Linked DNA regions of Homo sapiens: region 1 is linked to region 2. The links are chromatin loops, found by intact Hi-C in ENCODE. Cell type or tissue: PC-9. All regions are shown on one strand. Each heading gives the region's core, and the rest is flanking DNA. Links, peaks and the distances in the headings are about the cores only. Region 1 has its middle 930 kb from the start of TSG1. Region 2 has its middle 300 kb from the start of MANEA-DT.

Evidence for each region. A loop is a pair of places that touch in the nucleus more often than their neighbours do. Peaks named below come from ENCODE experiments on the same cell type or tissue, not always from the same donor. Only the 100,000 strongest peaks of a DNase experiment are listed, where the experiment ranks them.
Region 1: a loop joins it to region 2, with 7 times the contacts of the local background. A loop is called at or near these places in 4 of 110 quality-filtered maps.

What each region holds. Positions count from the first base shown.
Region 1 is chr6:94,635,196-94,640,590 of GRCh38, reverse strand. No RefSeq gene overlaps it. Among named protein-coding and RNA genes, the nearest start is that of TSG1, 930 kb to the right of the region's middle. In PC-9, for the core only: a CTCF peak has its summit at 3,320; no DNase peak of the experiment used is centred there.
Region 2 is chr6:95,278,287-95,283,681 of GRCh38, reverse strand. No RefSeq gene overlaps it. Among named protein-coding and RNA genes, the nearest start is that of MANEA-DT, 300 kb to the left of the region's middle. In PC-9, for the core only: a CTCF peak has its summit at 2,810 (motif pointing right); no DNase peak of the experiment used is centred there.

The DNA of each region.
Region 1 (5,395 bases), core at 300-5,299, 640 kb after region 2:
ATTTTAAATTGTCTTCTATTATGTGTCTTGTATTTTCTTTTACATACTACCATAAGACTGCTTTATTGGAAGACTTCATTTTTTAGAATGTACTGCCTCAGCTCCATCATTAAGCCCCATCAAGGTGTCAGTTGTGCTGCCACCAGTTTATCAAAAACATTTGTATTGTGATCAATACCTTTTCTAGTATTTTCTCAGAGCACTTCTCAAAGTGTGGTATGCATGCAACTAATGACATGTTAAGATCATCGAGTCTTTTTCAGACTATGTTAATTTTTCTAGTTATGTATTTATGGTTTTGAAACTGGAAAGGATCCCTTGTCTCTCTCGCAGGGCGTGCGACGGGGGTGTAGCTCACTTCTTCAGTGCCCCGCTGCTCAAACCTCTAGGGGAGCACACAGACTGGCAGGCTGTGGGGCTCCGACCCCATGGCAGTGTCTAGGGGTGAATGTTTACAACTGAAGCCCCAGTGGGCATGTGTTACAGGGGGCTCAAAAGTTTAGCCATCCATAGGTGGCTTGTGGTTAGTCAGCTCAATTAGACCCCTGCCTTAGAGAAAGGACAGAGGGCTTTCTGTATTAGGTACCAGAAGAATCAGATCGCATGTGGGCTTGGAGAATGAGTGCAAGGTTTTATTGAGTGGAAGTAGCTCTCAGCAAATGGGGGAGCCAGAAGGAAGATGGTTTTCCCCTGCAGTCCCTGGGCTCTCCTCTGACTGCTCCGGCCGAATTCCACCTCCTTCCACAGGTCAATGGCCTGCCTGAGTCTGTTGTGTGTTCTTCTGCTGGCCTGCTCCCCTTGACGTGCTCTTGATGTCCAGCCGCTTGTGTGTCCGCCTGTCAGGGTCTTGGGGTTTTTATAGGCACAGGATGGGGACATGGTAGGCCAGGGTGGTCTTTGGAAATGCAACATCTGGGTGCTAAGGCAGATGTTGCACAGGAGTGCCTGTCCTCACCTAGGTCCATGGGCCCAGGCCCAGGGATGGAACCCTTACCAGGGACCCACCCTTTTCCTCCCAGCACTTCCCTGACCTGCTTTCCGTATAAGTTTCACATAGTGGTCCATACAACAAAACCATTATGTCTGTGATTTAATAGATGTTCACAGAAAAAAAAATCTAAAAATAAAAAAACTGCTTAATTAGACAAAGAAAAGCAATATTCAGATAAGGCAAAAATTGCAAAGAATTTAGGAAAATGTCACAGATTCAGAAAATGTAGAATAAAAAATTAAATTGCTTACCATTAACTCAGCTACACGAGGCAATATAATATTGAAGTACAAATGAGGTGATCCTCCCAAACTATAAAGATTTTGACTTTTAAAAATGATAATCTTTTGTGAATAACCAGGCTATTGGAAATTATTGACATTTTTGAGCAATGATAAAATTATCCAAAATTAAAAATAAATAAAATAATTACTAAAATAGAAATTTACTATTATAAGACTTGAGGTAGCTTTCTAGATTTTTAGCATTTTAAATTTTAATACATAAATAGTGATTGCTAATTATTCACAACAAGTACAAAGTAAATTCCTGGGGAGTACAAATATCCTGAGCCCTACTCTGGGCCTATTGAAGGTGAATGTGAGGGCAAGTGCCTCTATTTGTAACAAGTTCCCCAGGCGCATTGTTGTAATAGGGGAAGTTTGAAATACTGGACTGGAGGAATATTCAAAGAAAGACCCATTACTACTCTATAAAGTGTATCTAGTATGTAGATACATATCTCAAAAAAGCACTTTCCTTAATAGTCATACAAACATTGAAGAAAAATAGAAGCTTTTCTAAATTTGATACTTTTAAGACAGTGACAGCAGAAGTCCTTCATATTTACTTTTCTATTCCTCAAACCAAAGTTATGATTTCTCTCAAAGGCAAGAAACCTGGGCAAAACATTTTGCAAGTTGGTAGAGAGAACTTTTTATCAATCTTGTTTGTCACATTGTATTTATTTGCTAATAATTATATGATATAGTAAATATGACTCAAGACCAATGATGTGTCACATCACCTCCAATGAATGTTTTAATACACAAGATTATTGACTGAGAAGTGTTCAAAAATTGTAAAGGTATTTGAAAAAGGCACTGTACTTTCCTTTTTTAAAAAATAAAAAGTGGTAAACATTTATTCCAACTGCATTGCATTTTGAAACTTTTATTTTTACTTTTTTTAATAAAGCAATACTGTCTCCCTTTGTTATAATAAAATTATAAGTTTAGAATTAGAAATGCATTTTCTATATACGTAATTTTACACAGATTATGTTTCTAACGTTTTCTAGGGTATACCATACAAGATTATAGATCTTATATCATCAGTAAAATATTCAGTGTAAAAAAATTATTAAATAACGCATCTAAATAAAAACAAATATCTGACTATAAATAAGATGTTTACCTTTATCATGAATGCTGGTACTTATGGTGAAGCAATTTTACTTAGCATACTAGTCTCCACAGTAATTTATTGAAAAAGCTGAGGATTCATTTTTAAGAGAATACCAGAACCATCCTATTACCATAATTTTAACTGCTCCCACTTAAAAATTTAAGAAAAGGTAACAAAACTGTTTTTCCCTAATCTGTGTCTTTCCTTTCCTTTCACTTTTCTTCCTTTCCCTTCCTTGCTTCCTCTCTCCCTTCCTTCCTTTCTCTTTCTTTAATTTTTGTGTTGTTTTGGTTTTCTATTATAATGAAAAATGTATGTGTTTTAACCAACAGAAAAGAGTTCTGCTCTTCGCCAGCTGTATACATTTTGAAAAATATATATAATATCTCTCAGAATCAGACTTCTCATATTTTAAACAAAGAAATAATGACTCTCCTTAGAATTATTATAAAAATTAAATGAGATAGTGGCCTAGTATTTGTTTTTTTTTTTTTTGTTACATGATATCTTCTCAGTAAATTAATTACTTATTTATGGTTCTTCCCTGTTTCTAATCCTGAGATATTCTTTTCTTTCTACTTGTGGTTTTTCTGCATACCAAACTGATATTAGCTGCATTTCACTAAGGTTCTTACAAATGCAGAAATTTGGACACCCTAGTAAAAACAGTAAATGCTTTGAAATTGCTTTTATCGTAAGAAATTACTTTCCAAAGACTACTCCAGGGGCCTGTATAATTAAAAAAAAAAAAAAAAACTTCTTAGAAAATCTTCATGCCTATTTGTAAACCCACATCTTCACAATTTTTAAATTTATTAGTATGGGATATAAGCATGCTAACAAATGAAATACTCTTTAAGGCTGTGGCTCATTAGCGAACAAAGTGACCAGTGATCCAAGAACTGATATTATGTGATGTTTTAGCGCCTCCTAGTCATCCTTTAGGTGAAGTAGATATTCCCACCTTAAGATTATAGCAATGGCTAAACACATGACAACTGTCACTAGACAGATAAGATCCACGGAAGTTTATGAGTCATGCACACCCACTCCCTAGGGGAAAAGGACACTGCATTCCACACAGGGGTTGCAATCTATAACAGACGGAACAGCTAGGGGCTGTGGGGGCAGACCCACAAGAAGGTAGAGTGTCTTCTTGTCCTGGAGGGAGAATGTGGTGGGCTTGTTTGAATCATTTTGTGGGCTGGCAGAGAACTGCAAGCTGCTCAGGGATAAGCAGGAGCTTCACCTGATCCATTTGGTAAGGTGGTTTGTTTGGCTAGAGGACCTAATTTGTAGGAGCAGAGAGAAGACTTTAAAACTAGTGATTAAGCCATTTGAGGCTCATGATTTCACCAGTCCAAGCAGCACAAAATATTAGACCTTAGTTGTAAGTATTACACCAATGAAACCAAAAGCCCAGGAATGAATATAGTGAATTTCCATCAAGCCAAGGGTCTAAAACAGGGTTGTGTAACTCAGATCATCATAATGACCACCTCCAATCTACATAAGCATGGAGAGGAGATACCTCCTGGGATGTAAAGCTGAAATCTACTTATGTAATTGATATTGCTAGATTCAATCCACCCCAATTAAAATTTTGAGTACAATTAACTTTGAGTTTTTAAAATACTAGAAATTCTTTATTGTTTGATAAAAATTATTTTAAACTCAAAATATGTTATAAACTTTTACATTTCTAACTCATTCTCACATGTAAAAAAGTAGTCTTACTAGTTTGAGAATAACTATTTCAAAATTATCATTTTGTTCACTTGTTCCTTCTATTACTAGAAAATTAACAAGGGCTTTTAGTAAGTTCCCATCAATCAAATTAGCATTTTAAATAGATTATTTAAATGAAAAAGATCATTTTTTTTTCTTGTTTCAAAAGATGATTTAGATGTACCTCTAGTGATTTGGGGTTAGTTTCAACCTCTTTGTACTTTCTCTTTCCAAAAACATATGCTAATAAGTTCCCAGCAATATTGTGAAGATAAACTGAAAAGCACTTTGCATAAATGAAATGGTATATAAATGCAAATTAATAGCACTAAGGTATGTTATAATTATATATGGAATCTTCCAATATGAAATACTGTCTTAAGATATATCCCCCAGGGAAAGATAAGAATGAAAGCGTTCACAAAAGGACACATAAGATGGTTAAAGTAGAATGAAACTTACTCATACACAAAAGGAAGTCAGGGAAGCTAAGATTATTTAGCCTGGAAATGTGAAGAGATAGAGTAAATATAATTGAGTTATTTAAGATTGTGATGGGTATAGTAAAAATTGATAAGATCCTTTTTATGTGCTATTTCATAATACAAGAAGGAGGGATCACTCAAAACTAATGGAAGGTTAATTTAAAAGGAACAAAAGGAAATGCTTAATCTTCGCATAGTGTAAAGTCAAACCACGTAATTCAATACTTTAGGAAATTATAGATTAAAATACAGAGGCCACATTTTAAAAATAGAAAAAAATGAACATTTTGTAGACAAAGCAATTTTCCATATTAAATGGAGGAGAATGTAAGGCCAATGAAAATAGATGATGATCGTTAGTATTTGTAATATGGTTATTTCATCTCTCAATTTAAGTGTAGAATTAGCCATGGACCAAGGAGACTGCTGAATTTTTAGTATTCTAGATTCACTTATAATTGTATTTTCAAGGAGGAAAGTAGTGAACCCATGGATGTGTCCACACCTCCTCATTGCTATGCTCCATATTTATTCCACATTCTTTTGTTCTCTTACTAATAACCTGGATTTCTTTTATTAATTTACAATCTTATCTGTGTAAAAAACTTATGTAGCCAATAAATCATTAAAACACTGCTACATAATCATATACTGTATATTAAAGTTTGAATTTTCCAAACTTATTTTATATTGAAGAGCTGTGGGAATGAATTCAGCAAGCAGAAATTCTGATCTTATAATATTCAATATTTTGTGCTGTTTTAATGATAAATATTAATACTGT
Region 2 (5,395 bases), core at 212-5,211:
GAGTAATGTGTTGCACTATGACTTTAGATGTCTAGAAATGATATTTTCTTAAAGTTAATTAGACTACTCAGGGTAAAATGTGTATAGTTAATTACTTCAATAGTGAGAATGTGTGATTTTAAAATTCTACATATATGTGAACACACAAAATTAAATAATATCTTGTATTTTTGATGATATTTTTGTTTCAGTGATATTTGGCTATTTGTGAAGATGTATATTTAGATGCTATATGTACCATTAGATGTCATCTGGAACTAATTATTACTAATAATAGCTAGTAAATAACTATTGATCAAATTTTAATAAAATGATGCAAAGATATTTACAGAGGCCAACAGCAAAATAAAAATGAAATTAAAAGCTTGTCCTTTTTTGTATTAGGAAAAAATAATGATCCAGTATTAAACACTTTTATAACACTTTTCTTTTCCTCTTTTCGCTTTTTATCATTTTTTAAAATCTATTCTTTGGAACAGTTTAGAACCATTGCATTTGAATACATTGAAATTCTGAAAAAATCTGATTTTTGTACATGCCAATTCTTCATCTAGAGGTTTTTTTTTTTGGAAAAAAATTACATATGTAGAAGTTGAAAACAGGTGCATATATAAAACAAAAAAAAAGATCATTGGAAATGTAAAATACTTTTTACAAACTTTGGCATGAATTTCTATGTAACACTTGGAAAGAACTGGAGAGAATATCAGTAAAAATTTAAGAAACAGTTTTTGAGTATTGTAGGGTGTCTCTTTAATAAGAATTTATCACAGTCAATTTTTAGCTATTTTAAAACAGAGCCTATTTTAACATTATTTCAATAGTCCCACTCTTTTATTGGAAACAATGTAGATAAAAATTTAAGAGACACTTTTTGGGAAATTGTGTAATCTGGCCAATGTTTTAATTATTTAAGAGTAGAAAATGCTTTTTATATTCTCTTTTTTAATCTTTTATTTCAATCATGCATGTACTCAAAAGAATTGTATCACATCTTTGCTAAGCTTTTTATTAAAGAGAAAGGTATTGAGTGCCTACTATAGGTTAGGCACTTTATCTTGGTATTAGTACATAAAGGAAGCAAAGACCCTTCTTGTTTGGGATGAAAATAAAATAAGGAAACTAGAAAATAATATGTATAAGCTAAAATATATAATAGAAGGAATGTAAGGCTATTTTAAAATGGGTGTCAAAAAACTCCCTGCTAAGTCCATTTAAACTAAGAAAACTAGGATGATGAGTAACCATCACATGAATACATGTGAGATGCATGTACCCAGTAGATGAGCTAATGCGAAAAACCTTAGGAGGAAAGGACTCGGAATGTTGGAGGAACAGAACGAAGGTCAGTGTGGTTGAGCCAGGATGCAGAGACAAGGAATGTTGGAAGCTAAGTTCAGTCTGGTTGACTTATTACTCCTCACTATGTAACAGTAATAATGCTGTTGAGGACCGTTCAAGGGATGCCAGTGGGGCTGTGGGTACTAGATCTTCTATCTTTGAGCATAGAGGGTATTTCAGCCTCAAAGGCACAGAGTTAGGAGATGTTACCAGCTCTCTGAAAGATGTGAGAGGACTTCATAGAGTAGATATATGAGAGATTACAGCCAAGGACACGATGCTACACATATTCTTCCTGACTCCTTGGATGACCTTCCCCCAACCTCTTGTCAAGGCAAGTTGTTGGGAGAAGTAATTGGGAGAACTTGAACCTGGAGAGTAGCTGAGAAGAGTTGCTGTGGAGAAAAGGCATTTTTCTGTTTTACTCGCGTTAATCAAAATTATTTTATGGTGAAACTAACAAATGTTCTTTCAATAAAAATTATCCAGATTCATTAAGACAGATTGTTAATATTTTTCTTCTAAGTTGTATAACATTACTGAAATGCTGAAGGTTTTACAAAGGGAGTCATGGCACCAGTACCAATACTCAGTCCACTTTTGCTGAAAGAAATGCATCAATCAATAAGTAGTAATCAGGCATCTAGTCTATGCATAATAGATTGACAAATCCCCGCTCTGCAGAAAATTATCCTCTATTCGGGGATAAATAATATAGGCTAGCAGAAAATGTAATTAACACTGAGTTGATTCAATATCATTATACTTATCACCCACTTCATAATATCAAAAATAAATGTATTGAGCACTTACAATGTTCAGAAATGCTTCTCAGTGCTTCTAAACACAGACCATGTAATCTAATCTTCACGATAATTCTATGAGGTACGTAGAAGGCATTATACCCATTTTGTAAATGATGAAACGGGGAGACAGAAAAACCAAGAAAACTGCAGAACTGACAAAAAGAAACGCAATAGGAATTGAGAGAGGAGAGGGCCCTTTTAGCATGAGGAGAAGTGAAAGAAGCTTTGATCTGGGGCTTTAAGTACAGGTGGATTTCTGAAAGGGGGAATTGGGGAAGGGAAAGGAGAGAAGAGAAGGAGTACATTCTGGGCTGAAGGAGTTTCTCAGGAGAACTTTTGGAGATCAGAAATCAGATCTCAGGTGTATCAGAGAGGAAGGATCATGGAGGGCCGTGCATTGAGAGATACTGAGGTGTTCACCTTTGCAATTTTTTGTATGAGGCTGTGTTGAAGAGTTAGAGTTAGGAAATTATTACCATGGTTTAGAGGAGGTATGACAAGGACGGGAATTAGTGTGGAGCTACTGGGTCTTGATATGAGGTAGCAGATGTGGCCAGCGAGCTTTGCAGGGAATAATCCATAGGCTTTCAAAACTAATTTGATGTGAGAGCTGCCCTGGGTCTGGTTGTGAAGCATTGAGTTGCTTAACAAGTGACCACCGGATGGAGCTCTCCATTAAGTAGCATAGAATGGCATCCCAGGTCTTTCAGTAAAAAGGATGAGAGATAAAACACAGGAAAGATTTGCACAAGGGTTTATGAAAATAAGGTCCAATAACTACAATAAATAAAAAATAATAAAAATAAGATTCTAAACAATACAAATTTCCACAAACAACCACTAAAACACATCTCCTGAAACAAATTAAGAATTAAGCACTAGAATGTGAGTAGAAATATATTTGTACTTGAACTAATTATCATAAAACTATATTTATAAAGGAAAACTGTGTATATTGTATGTGTATGTATATACACACATACACATTTTGATGTGAAAATTTTTATCTAGGAATTTATCGTAAATTAAACTATCGATGGTGACCACAACTCTGTGTGTGTATAAATGAACATACATATGTTCTGTGCAGTGCTACTTTAATGTAATTTAAAAACATGATACCTAAATGGCCAATGATAAAAAATTGGTTGAATTAAACAAATTATTATATAGTAATTTAAGTTACATTTTCAAGAATATTTAATGGCTTATGCTATTTCTAAGAGATATTAAATACAGAAAAAGTAGTTTATTAAGCAGTATATAAAGTATGATCCATATTTAAAATTTATATTTTAAACATGCATATGTGTTTATACATACGTACAAACATTATATATATATGTATACATCAATGTGATTTGAAGGCTATAAACCAGATTATTTAAATAGATTGTCTTCAGATTTCTGGGTTATGGACAAGTTTTTAGTTTTAGTTGTTTTTCTAATTTTGTGTCATAAAGATTCTCTAATAAAGCATGGTTAAAAATAAACTATATTGTGTATAAATTATAAATTACAGTACTCTTATAATTTAGTTTAAAAATTTGGTCACAAATAATACTGAAGCTCAGCTCTATTAATGTAATTGAAGCCTCCCTCAGGAGTTTGCACACTCAACCTAGTTGATTTTAACTGCAGGTATGACTACTCTTTGGCTACTTTGAGATTCTGGAATGATGTCAGGAAGACAGCTGTGCAGCTGTGCAGCTGTGCTTCTGCAAGCGGGCCTTGACTTGAAATATCCACCAACTGGACTGCTGTACTTGAATTTATCCTAGCAGGATTTTTTCCTTGCCATTTGTGATAGTAAAACAAGAATGCTCTGAGCATCTGCTACATACTTAGTTCAGCTATAAATTTAGCTCAAAACACAGGAACTGTTTATGACCTGCTTTTTATTTATTTATTTTTAGTGCAAGAATGTTGTGGGCCTAGGAATTTGGGTAGCCTAAAGTTACCTGATTCTGTTTTAAGCCTTTCAATTTAAGATATGAGGAGATGCTCGATATAGAGTTATGAAAAATATACCTCCTTAATCTAGTACCACATTTGAAGCTTACTTTATATTTAAGGGTTATAGCCTTCATAATACTATATCTTGGTTCATTTCCTAATAGCAAGAAGTTTTTGCATATTAACTGTGCTAGGTATTTTTTATGTCTTATGGCATTTAATCTTCCTCAGGTTTGTGCCAGCCAAATAGAGCTAAACCATTTTTGTAAAAGAATTATGGCTCAGAACTGATAAATAACTTGCTCAAAATCACATAGCTACTTACTTGGTGAAAAGAGAGGAGTTCTGGATTTATGCCTATCTACATCCAAGCTTCTTTGCCTTCTGCCAAGATTCCTTGTAAACCCTCTGGACACTCTTCCCCATGTCGTTGTTACTAATTCCACTTTCTCCTCCTTAGTTGTAAACATCTCTTGAGATCTTTTCTTCTGTCTTTTTCTGATACTTCTTGTTGAACTGAACCATTGGTATTGCTTTTATTATTCTTATATGGTTAACTTGCACAAGTGATACTATTGCTCTAGCTTCTACACTTAACTTCAACTCTAACCAATTACATATTTTTAGGTGAATTACGTTTTGAAAGTCAAACATTGTGGTGGACAGTGCAAAGGTGCTCCCAACGAGTTTGCCTCCTAGTATCCACCCTATTGTGTAATCTTGTCATCCAGAGTGTGGATATGACTTTGTGATACATAGCCATGACAATAAAAACTATGCATAATTTTAAATTAAGGAACTATTCCAGGAAGTCAGATATCATTTCTAGGTGCCATGGCTTCTGCTCAAAAGCTTATAACTTTTACTTCTCACTCCATAAATTACATATGCTTGAGTTTTGTGTGGTGCAGCAAAGGGCTTAAGAGTTTAGAAAATCCTCTCTGTTGTCTCTCTCCTACATGGCAGAATCTCACTGTTAATTGGCTAGTAGCTGTTGTCATAACCTGAGTGCATCCTCTATATGGTAACTGCTGGAGAAGTGAGGCCATACACAATGATCATTCCTCAGCCTGTAATCCCATTTGCATCCCCTGAGACTATTGCAGGAAATAAGACAAAAGTTGTCTTAGGCAAATGTACAACTTTCAATATTTTTTTCTAATCTTATCTTCTGGAGGAATAATTAATCAAATTTAGGGAGCTTTATGGAAATGCCTAAGTAAGAGATGCCATGGTTGGCTGGTTGGATAGACACTCTTTTCCCAGCCAAATCAGAGATCTCTAGGTGAAAA